Linked DNA regions of Homo sapiens: region 2 is linked to region 1. A link is an interaction called in ENCODE POLR2A ChIA-PET data of the cell type or tissue named here. Cell type or tissue: A673. All regions are shown on one strand.

What was found. ChIA-PET counts read pairs that join two places held together with the same protein. Peaks named below come from ENCODE experiments on the same cell type or tissue, not always from the same donor. Only the 100,000 strongest peaks of a DNase experiment are listed, where the experiment ranks them.
Region 2: POLR2A ChIA-PET joins it to region 1 with 20 read pairs; 2 of 35 experiments call an interaction of 5 or more read pairs at or near these places.

What each region holds. Positions count from the first base shown.
Region 1 is chr3:173,928,823-173,936,822 of GRCh38, forward strand. The region is part of intron 4 of NLGN1 (neuroligin 1); the gene reads left to right. Among named protein-coding and RNA genes, the nearest start is that of NLGN1-AS1, 12 kb to the left of the region's middle. In A673, no CTCF peak of the experiment used is centred here; DNase peaks (open chromatin) are centred at 1,649 and 4,009.
Region 2 is chr3:173,877,550-173,885,549 of GRCh38, forward strand. All of the region lies in intron 4 of NLGN1 (neuroligin 1), which reads left to right. Among named protein-coding and RNA genes, the nearest start is that of NLGN1-AS1, 39 kb to the right of the region's middle. In A673, no CTCF peak of the experiment used is centred here; no DNase peak of the experiment used is centred here.

The DNA of each region.
Region 1 (8,000 bases):
CCATGTCTGGCTAATTTTTTGTATTTTTAGTAGAGATGGGGTTTCACCATGTTGACTAGGCTGGTGTTGAACTGCTGACCTCAAGTGATTCACCTGCCTAGGCCTTCCAAAGTGCTGGATTACAGGCATGAGCCACCATGCCTGGCCTGACATAGTTAATTTTTGAGAGGATGAAAATTTAAAAAGGAAAGGTCGATTATTATAAATCCTATTCTTGTAGAATGCTGTATTTAAGAACCTCTAAATTTTTTAGTGAAATAGGTTCTATGTATCCAATCCAAAGGTCTTATATCAACTGGAAAAATTAGATATATTCCATTTAATATGTGTTCAATATACAAAACTTACATGAAGTTCTTACTTTTCCCTGATTTGAAAGGAGCAAAGCGCTCCTTGCCTAATTCAATTGCTCAGGATGGCTTCAGATGGAAGAAAAACTTGTAACCATTGCAGGATGATCAGCTATCTTCTTGTCATCAGGGGCTTACAATCTGAGCACGATATGGTTGGTGTCATTTATTTTGCATTCTTGCATCTTTTTTCTTTCTTGAAAATAACCAGCTAAGTTGTATGTTCACCTTAAAGAAATTCAAAGGATATTGCAGGTTGTCAGATTTGCCCACACAATATCTGAAGTCAGACCACACACAGAGAGTTTTAATTGGAGTTACCTTTTGCTGAGTGGATAGGTGTTATGTGACTTTAGATTCTGTAGTTACAATGGAATATTTTATAAATGATCACTGTCATTTCCAAAAAAAAAAAAAAAGGAGGAAAGAAACCAACTTAAAATTTCCCAAATATTTTCTGAGAGAAACAAATCTCCTTATTAAAGTGTATGTCTACCCAATAAGCTTTTTTTTTTCTTTTTTTCTTTTTTTCTTTTTTTTTTTCTTTTTGAGACAGAGTTTTGCTCTTGTTGCCCAGGCTGGAGTGCAATGGCACGATCTTGGCTCACCGCAACTTCTGCCTCTCGGGTTCAAATGATTCTTCTGCCTCAGCCTCCCGAGTAGCTGGGATTATGGGCATGTGCCACCACGCCCAGCTAATTTTGTGTTTTTAGTAGAGATAGGGTTTCTCCATGTTGGTCAGGCTGGTCTCGAACTCCCAACCTCAGGTGGATCCGCCTGCCTCAGCCTCCCAAGTTCTGGGATTATAGGCATAAGCCACCACGCCTGGCCAAGCTTCTTCAAATAAATTCCTTCCTACAACTTTTTTCTGATGACACCTGATGGCAAAAAAACAAAAACAAAACAAAAAACTAGTAGGTGCTAGTCACGGTGAGAAGAGAATATTTATCTCAGCATCTCCACTTGATGCTTTTATAAATGATGAATGTTTTAGCTTGGAAATTCCGTACCTACTGGGAGATTTATACTTTAATATCATTTATCAAAAATGTAAATCGCATATTATTCCAGGTTGGGGATGATTATTCTAATTATTGTTATTTATTATTTTTTAGCACCATCAGTGCTGCACCAGGTAACTCTGGCAAAAAATGTTCAAGTTAGAGGAGGAACTGTTATTTTCATATTTCCTAAGCAACATCAATTTGTATGGCTAACATTTTAGCAATAAAAAGCAAAATGTAAAACTGCAGCCCGCTGTGAAGGGAAGTCTACACATTGAATGAACACTGCAGGGACATACTCATAAATATTCATTAAACAGGGTTTCATTGAAAATGAAATTTAAGTACTTAAGGTAATGTAATACAAGTAGGTGAAAAGCTATTTCACCCTAGCTAAGAAACCAGGATAGACTGAGATAATCTAAGAAAGAAGGATAGAGTTTAGAGGATGTCTTTTGTACCCCAAAATACGAATTAAGAAAATGAAGTGTTAATTCAATTGTCATATTCATCCTGGTGCTTCGGAAGTCCAGTCTTCATAATAAAAGAGAACACAGTGTCTTTTAAACACCCTATAATTATGTGAATTAGGGAGGAGATTTGAAGGTCTAGAGAGTTCTCTTGGAGTAGGTAATGAAATACAGTCTCCAGGAGATAGAATTGTTCAAGAAGTCAGGGTGGCCTGTTTAAAATCTGTGTGGCCTCCAGTAAGTCACTAAGCTCTCTGATGTTGTTTCTTACCTATAAAGAGAAAATAGTACTACCTCCTCACTCACAGTCTTTTTAAGAAAAGAGAGTGTGTGTATATTTAGAAGTATTTTGTAAACTATAAAGCACCATGAAACTATCCATTATTGTAATTTGCTAGTATTCATTTCAGTACATTTATGGAGCCTAATCTCAATCTCTATGATTGCTTAGTTATATTGACATTTTTACATTCATTGCTTCTATTAGAAACTCAGTCAATAAATTTTGAATGAAAACCTATGATTTTCCAAGCATCACTCTAGGGGCTCTGGAGGAACCAATAAACAAAACAAAATGAGAGGCTCCACCTTCATGGAGCCTATGTCCTATTCAGGGGAAGTCAATAAGAAGCTAACATCATAAATATATAAAAATTAAAATGTTAGTGGGTGAGAAGTGCTTTGAAGAAAAAACAAAGCATAGAGGTGGCATAGTAGCATAAGGAACATGGAGGGTTACAGGGTGGAGGGGGCTTGGGTCCCTATTTTCAAATAGATTGGTCATGGAAGGCTTCAATGAGGAAAGATCATTTAAAGACAGGTTTTGAAGTAAGCTAGAAAGTTAAGTCTTGTGGCTATCTAGGAAAGAGCATTCCAGGCAGAAGAAATCGTAATTGCAAAGGCCCTGTGGCAGAAGTGTGTCCTGGATATTGAAGGAACAGCAATAACTGAGGGATTGAAAAGTGAATGAGAGAAAGAGTGAGTAGAAATAGAGTCAGAGAGTAGGAAGCCAAATTCTGTTAGATCATTGAAGAATTTTACCTTGCCTGGGTAGAAGGAAGGAAATCACTAGAGAGTTTTGAGAGGAAATGTGAAAAGATTTGACCTATATTTAACTGCATCATTCTGGCTTCTGTGTGGAGTTAGGTGACCAGTTAAGAGACTATTGTAATAATCCAAGTGAGAGAAAATGGTGAATTGGGAAGGGGTAGTAGCATTAAGAGTAGTAAGAAGCACTGAGAGTATAAATTATCTTGGAAGGTACAGCCAAAATAATCTTTTCACAGTTTGGATGAGAGATGCGTCAGAAAAAAGCAGAATTAAGATGACTTTAAGGTGTTTTTCTGTTTTGTTTTGTTTTAATTTTTTTTCTGTTTTGTTTTGTTTTGTTTTGTTTTGTTTTCCAGAGCAAATGGAAGGATTGGGTTTCCATTACTGAAAGATAAGAGTTATTTTATTTGTTCTGTTTTCTTCTTTCAATGCATTTGTGTCTAGGTGAGCATGTGGGTACACAGGATCAATCTTAAATGAGCTATTTGGTTATTTTTTTCAGTTATTTGTAATCAGTTGTCCTGTTTCCACTGTGATCAAGTTAAAAATGGTACTGTTTCAAATTGTCTTGTGTCATTGTGGCAATAGTTTAGTTTTCAGTTTTTTCCTTAAGTTGCTTCATAAGAAATAAATTAATCTATAACTCCTCTTTCATATCGTGTTATCACTAAGCTTGAGTTATATAGGGAAATGTTCTGATATGATTAATTCAAGGATGCTGAAGAGCAATGAGTTGTGTGTAAGCAGAAAACAAACCAGTACTTAACTAGGACATCTGTCTATGAGAGAGAAAGGAGGTGCACATTATTTAAAAAAAAAAAAAAAGTGTGGTAGGATTTGTCTGCAAATTAAATCTGGAGAATAGAAAGAAAGAAATTAGCTTTAATACTATTGCTCAGGAGAATTGTTCAGATAGTAACAGCACCTACAGTGACTGAGAAGTTAGGGTGTGTAACCAGATTCTTTGTGGAATGACTAAAATGTTCTTTCTTTGCTAATCTTGATGAGAGTGATGGTTTCATCAAATTTCTTAGAGGCTAAAGAGAATTAAAGTGTTCAGCCCTCTTGAAGGCTGTTTGGCTGGGTGACTTGCTGAGTGCCAGGGAATAGCTGATTTGCATATATGAAGAGTCAGTTAGATGTGACTCATCCCAGACACTGGCTGCCCCAGGAGGTGCTGTATTATAGCTTAGCTCATGTGTAAGTGTAAGAATATCTGCCACAGTTCTTTTGGCATAAGCCATCTGAAATTAAGAAATATTAATTTATGTATAAAGGTAATGGGGTGGTGGGTAAGGATGGGATTTATTGGAAGATACTCAAAGAATCACAAGAAGTCCTAAACAAGCAAACTCTGAGACAGGCAACAGAAAAGCTCAGAAAACCTTAAGAGAAAGTAGGAGAGGCCTCAGTGAAGTGTGAAAAATGTTATTTTGAGAGTCATTAAGTAATTGAATGGGAAAAATAGGTGTCAATATGAAAGAGATAAGAAGGCAAACAAACTATTCAGAAGGGCACCTCCGGTGAAACACTAGAAGCTCAGAGAATGGCAGGAGAGAGGAGGTAGAAAAGTAATGATTACAAAGCCTCATTGTGGAGAGAAGGGCTGATTCCCACCACTAGATCTTCAAAAGATAAATATGAGCCTCCACTAGTGGGAGACTTTACAATAAGAACCATTTCAGTCAAGGCCAGAACTTCAAAGGATCTGTGGATTAAGGGAGTTTGATGACTACAGATGGGGATTCTAGAGAGAGTGTAATAAAAGTGTAAGAAAAATGGCCAGAGGGGTATCTATCTTGGTTGACAATTAAAGATAGCAGGTATCTGAGACACAGTTTATTTAGCTTGCCGCAAATGGCAAGTTATTCAGATCCCTGGTACTTGGGAAGACCCCAAGGATTTTGAGAGGAGTCAGATTTGACATAGTTCTTCCTTCTGGTCTTTTCTATTTCCTCTTTCAGAAACATATGATGAAATGATAATGACTATCAGATAAATCAACTGAGCTTTCTTCTGATATTTTATTTACTTTCCCCTAATTTAGACACAAATCCCATTAGGCAGTGACTAGGTTATTTCTTTGTTCTGAATAACATCAAGCAAATTCTCAATGTACTTCATAAATGTTAATCTCACATGTATCTCTCAACCTCAAAGGTTCAGTTTGGTTTGGGTAATTTTTTTCTTAAGATATCTGTCAGATCACAGTCCTTTGTATTAATATATATTATAAGTGAATAAGGATGTTCTATTAAATAATAATAAAGAAATATTCCTCTCATTGAAGGAGAAATGTTTCAACACCTAAATGATACACAGTGCTATTAGTATTAGGAGAGGTGCAAAAGACACTGTATTGCTTTGCAAAACTGTATAATATCATTAGAGAAAAACCATATGTGCAATAAAATAACTACATGTAAATGAACTTTAAATAACATCTAACAATTTTCCAGAATCATTAAAAAAGTTGGGGTGTTTTGCATTCTGTGGCAGGTAAAAAAACACGAATATCTAAGTTACAATAATAATAATAATGTACTATTATAGTATATAATACTATATAGTATTAATATTAGTAGTAGTTTTAATATTATACTAATATTATTTAATAATAAACCATTATTATGTTATAATAATAAAATAATTGATATCTAACTTGTTTATTTCATTTTGTTTTATGAAGCGGTTGCAAGAAAAAGTGAATAATGACGTCAATAGTAAACATTTGCATTTGAATTATCAGCAAATATTTTTATTGACTGCATGCAAACCACAGGTTACATTAATATTAGGATAAAACTCAAATGGTGACTTTTTATATGGAGGATAAGAATTACTTTGAGTAAATATACACTTATCATTGGGCTTCTTAGCTTTCTGGCCTTTTCTCAAGACAGAGGTCACATTTCACACTTTATCTTCCCCTGATCTTTTACACCCTGAAAAACCGTATTCTGTAAATAAGAAGCAGTTTGTTATTTTCTTTTATGAGTATTCTCAAAGTATTTTCTCAGAAAACCTCTTGATGAATCCATCTTTATCACAAAATTAGCCTTTAGGTAAGAATTAAATCACAAGGCAAGTTGAGGCCATACCTTTGTCACTCACATGTCACTATTTAAATATCTGATGCAGCTGATTTAAAAACCCGATAATATCTCTTTAAAGACATAATATATTATGTATGCCTGTGGCAAATTTCTTAATAAAAGAGTCTCTATCCTAGTATTTTGTTTCAAAAATTTATTGCAACCTTGTGAGGTAGGTATTATTATTTCCATTATACAGATGAGGAAAGTAAGTCTTAATGGTTACAATGTCTGTCCCAGACCACTCCATTATTTACAAGCAAAGCTGCTTTTTCAGACCAATCATTGCTCTTAAATTCTGTGCTATGTTCCCATCTTCTGGGAGTTCTGGAATCTTTCTCTTCCTTATTATTCCCACTGCCTTAGTTCAGGCCCTCATCATTTTGCATCAAATCCAACCTGGTTTTTTAGCAAGCAAAGCCTATCACAATTTTGCCCACGTCAGTTAATTTACAGTTAAACTATCTGGGGGTTATAAAGGTTAAGGGACCTGCCTAAGGTTATACAGCTAAAAATATCAGAGATGAAGTTTAGCGGCAGCTTAGTGAATGAAAGGTACAATTCTTGGTTAAAATCTTGTAATGAGAATTAATAAAGTCTAATCTAAAACTTTCCTTTTATGTAGTCCAGCATGAAAATATGGACTTTTTTTTACTGCCCTGCATGTCAGTAGATACTGGTTTTATTGGAGCCCAGGAGAAACAAAAAATCCAGTAATGACACTCTTCCACAAAGTTAGCCAACTTCTAGAATCTTGAAGTTCAAAGTGACAGGTTCCATTTGTCATGAGAATATACAGTCTACACACACACACACACACACACACACACACTCTCTCTCTCTCTCTCTCTCTCTCTCTCTGTCTCTCTCTGCCTTACTGTTAAATTGATTCAGACCAATAAAAATCCACTAAAACCAGAAATTAGATTTTGGATAGACTAGTGTGTTTTGGTTTTATTTTGTGTGTATGTATTTTTGAATCTTTTAAACCAATTGTTAGTGAAAGAAACAATGTTTAGCAACCAAGGATTAAAAATTACTAGAATTTGTAAACTAAGAGAAAATATTGAATTATATCATGAGGGAAGTTGATAGCTAATACAGATTTTGAGACACCAAAGACCTACTGCTCCCCATGGACAGTGTGAAGCCTACAGCAAAAGCTGTTCTGAGCAAGTTAAAAGTTCTTAAGCACATTTTCAAGGATAATACCTCATGGAGAATATTGAATTAGTTCCCAAAATTTTCATAGGCATGGATTCTGTTGTGCAAAGTTGTCATTCTTTTATAAAGACCTTTGGATTTGCACATTAAGTCTTTTTTTTTTTCATAGATCTTATGTAATGGTTCTCACAAAATTGACATAAAATAAGTGGTTGGTTTCTGTATTGTGTTTATATGTTTCAAACATTTATTCTAGTTTTGTAGTTTATAAATTCAGTCTCTACATCTGCTTTCTCCTTAAGGGCACCATTTTTCATCTTAAGCATGGCCATGTAGATGCCTACCTCCTACACTTCTTCATAAGTACCATGCATTTTATGTTTATTACAGTGTGTTTAATTTGCATTATTCCAGATCCTTACACCACGGGTTTAGAAATTTCAGGTCAATAAACACTACAAGAAGTATTTCTCTCATGTATTCTAGCATTATAAGGGTAATTTACATCTAAGCAGTGTGACACCATTGTGAATTTGCTTGGATGGCTAGGATTACAATGGCAGATGGCAACCCTTGGACGTTATTACTGCAGTTTACTGCAGTATTTTCACAAGTTTTTACATTAAAATTCTCAACTGAAAGGGTGCCACAAGATTGAAGATAGGACCTTTAGAATGAACTAACTTGCATAAGCATTCATTAATTACTGTATTGATTCTATCATTTTTTAGGTCCTCAAGGTATATGTCTTATTTAGTTGTAACACACTGTTACAACATTATAGCCGGAAACGGCAGACTTCCTTGCATCAGTTTTTCACCTGAAAATTGGTGCTTTTGCTTCAGCATTCATCATTATGTGTTAGGC
Region 2 (8,000 bases), 51 kb before region 1:
GTATTGTATCAGCGCTAACTTCTTAGTTGTGATAAATAGGCTATGGTTATGTAAGGTGCTATCATAAAGGGAACCTGGGTGAAGGGCATGTGGGAACTTTCTGTACTATTTTTGCCACTCTTCTATTAAGTCTAAAATTATCTCAACCTTAAATTTTTTTAAAATAAAAGCTCTTATAATAAAATGTACATATCCAATTTTAAGATAACAGCTAACATTTGTGTAGCAGTATGTACCAGGCATTGTTACAAATGCTTTACATATATTGACTTATATAATTTCTGCAATAGTAGCTGCCATTAACATCACCATTTTATAGATGAGAAAACTGAGGCAAACAGAGAGTTTACAGTAGAGCTGGGACTTCAACCTGGAATTTTACTTCTGGAATATGTACTCTTAACTACTGTTATATGGTCTTCAAATTAACTGACTTACCTCTAGGGAATACAGTTACCATAATAATGCTACTTTAAACACCTTGAGAATTATTTTTTTTTTAATCTTTTTGAGACAGAGTCTCGCTCTGTCACCCAGGCTGGAGTGCAATGGTGCAATCTCAGCTCACTGCAACCTCTGCCTCCCGGGTTCAAGCGATTCTCCTGCCTCAGCCTCCCAAGTAGCTAGGACTACAGGTGCATGCCACCACGCCTGGCTAATTTTTGTATTTTTAGTAGAAACAGGGTTTCACCAGGTTGGTCAGGCTGGTCTCGAACTTCTGACCTTGTAATCCCCCTGCTTGGGCCTCTCAGAGTGCAGGGATTACAGGCGTGAGCCACTGCGCCAAGCCAAAATGCATAACATATAATATTGTTTTGCAGCAGGCTTTTTCATTAAACACTATATCATAAATACCTTTCTGTATCTATAAAAATGTTCTGCATTATTTTTAATATGAAAAAATTTAATTCCTTGAATATATAAGACTTCGTATAATCAAGTATCTTTTTGAAAAATTGGCTCGATTATCTCAGAAAAAATACTGCTATGAAGATCATTGTGTACAAATTCTTGTGTCATTTTCCATTCACACATTCATGCATTTATCTGTCTTTTATTTGTTCATATAAATGAATATAAATATATATACTTATATATGTGTATATATATATATACACATACATATATAAGTGTGTGTATATATATACACATACATATATAAGTGTGTATATATATATTTAACCTACTGTGCTTCAGGCTCTGTGTAGGTAATAGGGATATAGCAGAGAAGAAAACAATTATCCCTTGCACTAAGGATCTCATATTTCGTAGGATAAATTCCTGGAAATGGAATTGCTGAATCAAGAGTTATGTGGATATTTACACCTTTTGACTCACTCAGCATATTGTTGCCTAAGAAAGTGGGGAAATTGACAGTTCCGTCAGAAATGTCTTATTGAGGCTGGGCATGGTGACTTAACGCCTGTAATCCCAGCACTTTGGGAGGCCATAGCATGTGGATCACCTGAGGTCAGGAGTTCGAGACCAGCCTGGCCAACACGTTGAAGCCCTGTCTCTACTAAAAATACAAAAGTTAGCTGGGCATGGTGGCACATGTCTGTAGTCCCTGAGTACAGGCAGCTGAGATAGGAGAATTGCTTGAACCTGGGAGGTGGAGGTTGCAGTGAGCCGAGAACACACCACTACACTCCAGCCTGGGTGACAAAGTGACACTTTGTCTCAGACAAAAAAAAAAAGAAAGAAAGAAAAAAATGTTTTATTGAGTTCAGGTAAACTGATTCCTCAATACTTTTTCTCTCTGTTCTTCAGACTGAACAATTTCTATTGATCTGTCTTCAAGTTCACTGGGTCTAATGCCATCTTCAATCTGCTATTAATCTCATCCACTGAAATTTTAATTCAGATATTGTATTTTTCAGTTCTAAAAGATTCATTTTTAAAATAGTTTCTATATCGCAGCTGACATATCATTGTATTAATGCTGAGCATGGTTTTCCTCACATCCTTGAGCATAGTTATAATAGCTGTTTAAAATCCTTGTCTACGAAAGTTCAACATGTGGGTCACTTTAGAATCAATTTTCATTAGTTGCCTCTTCTATTGAATATTGATGACTTTTTTCTGTGTGTTTTTTTTTTTATCTAATTTGGATTATATTCTGGGCATCATGAATGATACACTGTGGAGACTCTGGATTCAGTTATGTTCTTCCAAATGTGTGGAGTCTTGAATCCTCTGGAATCTGCCCATTTGTAGTTTTTGTTCAATGTCTTCAGATAGTTTTGCATGTTTTCTAGAATTTCTAGTTGTCATCTTTGAGACAGTTGTTCCAATAGGAGCCACTTAGCCATGATGAGAAACAAAATTTCATGTAAATGAATTCTTAAAAGCATTTCTCAAGTGTATTTTAAAATACTTTGAGCATCAGAGTATTATTTTGCAGACGGAAAATTATTTGGACATATAAGTTCTTTAAACTTTGTTTAAATTTTATTTCTTTGTAGCTATATCCTATAAGCAAGCATAGTTTTTCTTTCTCATCTTAAAAATATATTGTGTGTGAAAATCCAAAAAGATTTTCTTCTTTGCAAAAGTAGATCAACCTTAAAAATATAAATTTAGGTAAATACCTAATTTAAAGTGAGCTACAGAAGTTTTTAGGTAACTTTAACTGAATGATACATAACTGAAGAAATATATTGCTCACATGTAGATTGTGTGGTTGTACAAGATAGAATGTAAAAAGAAATAAAATCAAATGTAGACCTTTTCTAGACTTGATCTTAACCAAAAGGCCAAAAAATGATGAAGGTAGATGTTTTCTAACAATTTTCTTAGCTGTACCATTGCCGTTTTCTTTTTACTAATTTATTTTAATTAATAAATAAAAATAATATACAGGCATAGCTCAGATATATTGTGTTTCAGTTCCAGACTACTGCAATAAAGCAAGTATTGCAATCAAGTGATTCACACAAATTTTTTTTTTATTTTCTAGTGCTTTTAAAAGCTACGTTTACCCTATACTGTTGTCCATTAGGTGTACAATATAAGTATGTTTAAAAATATATATATATTAATTTAAAAATATTTTATTGCTAAAAATCATTAACAATCATATGAACCTTGAGAGACTTGTAAACTTTTTTGTTCTTGCCTAAACTAAGGCTCTTGCCTCAGTGTTTATGGCTGCTGACTGATCAGAGTGGCAGCTGCCAAAGCTTGGGTTGCTGTTGCAATTTCTTAAAGTAAGACAACAAGGAAGTTTGCCACTTCAATTAACTCTTCTTCTCATAACAGACTTTTCTGTAGCATTCAGTGATGTTTGATAGCATTTTACTCACCGTAGAACTTCTTTCCAAATTGAAGTCAATGCTTTCAAAATGTACCACAGCTAAGTTTATGCAAAATTCTAAATCTTTTATTGTCATTTCAACTATATGCACAGCATCTATACCGGGAGTGGATTGCATCTCAAAAAAAACCACTTTCTTTGCTCATTCATAATAAGCAACTTCTCATCACTTGAAGTTTTATCATGAGATTGCAGCAATTTAGTCACATCTTCAGGCTCCCTCCTTTTTTTTTTTTTTTTTTTTTTTTTGAGACAGAGCTTTTGCTCTTGTCACCCAGGCTGGAGTGCAGTGGTGCGATCTCAGCTCACTGCAACTGCCGCCTCCTGGGTTCAGGCGATTCTCCTGCCTCAGCCCCCAGAGTAGCTGGGACAATAGGCGCACAACACCACCCCTGGCTAATTTTTGTATTTTTGCTAGAGACGAGGGTTCACCATGTTGGCCAAGATGTTCTCAATCTCCTGACCTTGTGATCCACCTGCCTCGGCCTCCCAAATTGCTGGGATTACAGGCCTGAGCCACTGCGCCCAGCCAGGCTCCACTTCTGCTCCACTCCTTTTTTTTTTTTTTTTTTTTTTTGAGACAGAGTCTCGCTCTGTTGCCCAGGCTGGAGTGCAGTGGCGCAATCTCGGCTCACTGCAAGCTCTACCTCCCGGGTTCACGCCATTCTCCTGCCTCAGCCTCCCGAGTAGCTGGGACTACAGGCACCCGCCACCACGCCTGGCTAATTTTTTGTGTGTTTTTAGTAGAGACGGGGTTTCACTATTGTAGCCAGGATGGTCTCGATCTCCTGACCTCGTGATCCACCCACCTCGGCCTCCCAAAGTGCCAGGCTCCACTTCTAATTCTAGTTCTTGTTCTATTTCCATCACATCTGCAGTTGCTTCTTCCACTGGAGTCTTGACCTCTCAGAGTTATCCATGAGGATTGGAATCAACTTTTTCTGCACTTCTGTTAATATTGATGTTTTGACCTCCTCCCATGAATCACAGATGTTTTAATGGCATATAGAATGGTAAATCCTTTCTAGAAGGTTTTTAATTTACTTTGCCCAGATTCGTCAGAAGAATCACTCTCTATGACATCTATAACCTTTTTAAATGTATTTCTTAAATAATAAGACTTGAAAGCAAAAATTACTCCTGATCCATGGGCTGCAGAATGAGTATTGTGTTAGCAGGCATAAAAACAATAATCTCCTTGGGCATCTCCATCAGAGTTCCTAGGTGACAGATGCTTTGACAATAAGCAGTAATATTTTGAAATATCTTTTTTTCTGAGAAGTAGGTCTCAACAATGGCTTTTAAATATTCAATAAGCCATGCTATAAACAGATATTCTATCATCCAGGCTTTGCTGTTCCATTTTTTGAGCACAGGCAGAGTAGATTTTTCATGATTCTTAAGGGCCCTAGAATTTTTGGAGTGGGAATTGGCTTCATCTTAAATCACCAGCTGCATTAGATCTTACTGAGAGTCAGCCTGTTCTTTGAAGCTTTGAAACTGGTCATTGACTTCTATTTAGATATGAAATCCTAGATGGCATCTTCTTCTAATATAGGACTCTTTCATATACACTGAAAATCTGTTGTTTAGCATAGCCACCCTCATTCACAATGTTAGCTAGATCTTCTGGATAACTTGCTACAGCATCTGCACCAGCATTTCCTGCTTCACATTGCACTTTTATGTTATGGAGGTGACTTCTTTCTTTCAACCTCATGAATCAGTCTTTGCCAGCTTCCAACTTTTCTTTTGCAGCTTCGTCTTCTCTCTCAGCCTTCATAGAATTGAAGAGAGTTAAGGGCTTACTGTAGATTAGGCTTTGGCTTAAGGGAATATTGTTGAAACCTTCTCCATATCATCAATAAAGCTGTTTCACTTACTGATAATTTGTGTGCTTACTATAGTAGCACTTTCAATTTCCTTCAAGAACATTTTATTTGTATTCACAACTGGGCTGTTTAGTGCAAGAGATCTAACTTTCACCCTATCTTGACTTTTAACATGTCTTTCTCACTATGTTTAATCATTTCTAGGTTTTGATTAAAGTGAGACATGTGTGACTCTTCATTCCACTTGAACGCTTAGCAGCCATTGAGGAGTTATTAATTGGCCTGATTTTAATATTGCTGTTTCACTTACTGATATTTGTGTGCTTACTATAGTAGCACTTCCAATTTCCTTCAAGAACATTTTCTTTGTATTCACAACTGGGCTGTTTAGTGCAAGAGATCTAGCTTTCACCCTATCTTGACTTTTAACATGTCTTTCTCACTATGTTTAATCATTTCTAGGTTTTGATTAAAGTGAGACATGTGTGACTCTTCATTCCACTTGAACGCTTAGCAGCCATTGAGGAGTTATTAATTGGCCTGATTTTAATATTGCTGTGTCTAAGGGAATAGGAAAGTCTCAAAAGGAGGCGAGAGATAAGGGAATGGCCAGTCGGTGGAACAGTCAGAACATACATAACATTTATTGGTATAGTTTGCATTCTTATATGGGTGTGGTTTGTGGCACCTCAAAACAATTACAATAGTAAAATCACAGATCATCATAACAAATAATAATAATGAAAAAGCTTGAAGTATTGCACTGATTACCAATATGTGACACAGAGAGGTGAGCACACATGAAGTGAGCATATGTTGTTGAAAAACCGGTGCTGATATACTTGATTGATGCAATGTTGCCACAAATCTTCAGTTTATATAAAAAAATAAAACTGCAATATCTACAAAGTGCAATAGTGTGCAATAAAGTATGCCTGTATATTTATGGTGCACAATGTGTTTGAAACATATATACATTATGTCATTACCAGTTTCTGATTTAAATCCCTGTACTATATATATTGATTTGTAATTGCCCATGTTGACATGGCAGTATCATGGGCCATGATACTTTCAAAATAATTGTTTTATTAGTTTTGATTAAAGGGAAACTTTCTTTTTTTTTTTTTTTTTTTTTAGAATTCCATGACCTTTAAAGGTAAAAATTAATTCTCTCAGCTTAGTAATAGGAATAGAGACACAATCACACTGATATTTCACATGAGAAATTGTCGTTCTAGCATTTTTACTCTTTCCTTGAATAGTACTGTTCAACCATAATAAATTATCCTCCCCTTTGAATACGTATTTACCTTTGCATTTAGGGTAGGGTAAACTAAAGATTTCTTACTGACTTTTTTTTTTTAATCGAAAGAATCATTAGCAACTAAATCATCTTAGGATGTTGTTTGGCCTTTATCGTGCTGACCCAAAATTTTTGTTTGCAATGTCTTACTAACTTACATTGTCTTTGAAAGGAGTTCTCTGCTCAGTAATTGACAAGAATTCTCTGGGGGAGATAAAACCATAAACTGATGTTTAAAAAAATAAAAAGTAAGCCAGAAATGTTAGAGATAAGGGATCAACTGCAATTTCTGATTTGGTTTCCTAGCACCTAATTTCTATTTCTAGGCATGCGCAAACATCCCGTCCTAGTCTTACAGTGTTATCCTTATGTGCTATTTGTAATGAGGCACAGTAAGAATTTAGGTGGTCTTTGATTTATGATGTGTGCTATATATGTTCGTAATGATCTTTAAGTAAGTAGCATAAATATAACACTTTCTGTAGTGTCTGGTAATACAGTGTTGACAATTAGTGATGGGAGATACTGATTTAGATTACTTAAAAAGAACCTACATACTTTGAGATTAGTTGAAATTTTTACATCCACACATACTGATAGTATATGGAGGAAACTAAAAGTTTCCTACATGTGCATGTACATAGGACTCTAGACTTTATTTATTTTCTTATTTTTATCTCATGAATTAAAATCAGATGAACACATCTGTAATCTACCAATTTCTTAGTCCATTTATACTGCTATAAAAAAAACGCAGACTGGATAATTGATAAACAATTGAAATTTATTTCTCACGTTTCTGAAGGCTGGAAAGTCCAAGGTTAAGGTGCCGACAGGTTCATGTCTGTTGAAGGCTGCTCCCTGTTTCCAAGATAGCCCCTTGTTGAGATAGCCTCTGAAGAGGCCAAATGCTGCGTCCTCACATGGCCACAGAGAGGTAAAGAAGGGACTTACCCTCTCAAGCCCTTTTATAGGTTGCTGATCTCATACATACAAGCCCACTCTTATGACTTAATCACCTGCTAAAGTCCCCACCTTTGAATAGTATAAAGTTGGTGATTATTTTTCAACATAATGAATTTTAGAGGACACATTCAAACCACAGAAACCAAAATGGTAAGATTCAGTTGAAATTTCACTATCTCCATAGATCTGAGGGTCTTTAATCTAGCAAATATTGATATTTCATTTAGAAATTTTGTTGTATACTTTTTTACCCTTAATTTTATTATTTAACGCATTTTTATAATCAAATCTGCACAGTTTAGAACATATTCATATACAGTGTGCTGTTATTTTTTTCAAACATATGATATCTGCCTAGTTCATTTGAAGCACCTTATATAATTGAAACTCAAAGTAGCTGTGCTAGTATACAGTAGGTGGTTGAAAAGTGAAAAGAATCTCTTTTAAGTTATTTATTTTCACTACTATATTAAAGTGTAAAGGCAAGGGAAACACTTTAATACATATTGTAAAACTAAACTACTTAACAGAGTAAGTGCCATATAGTTAGGCCAGAAATAGATCCACTTACAGATAAAAA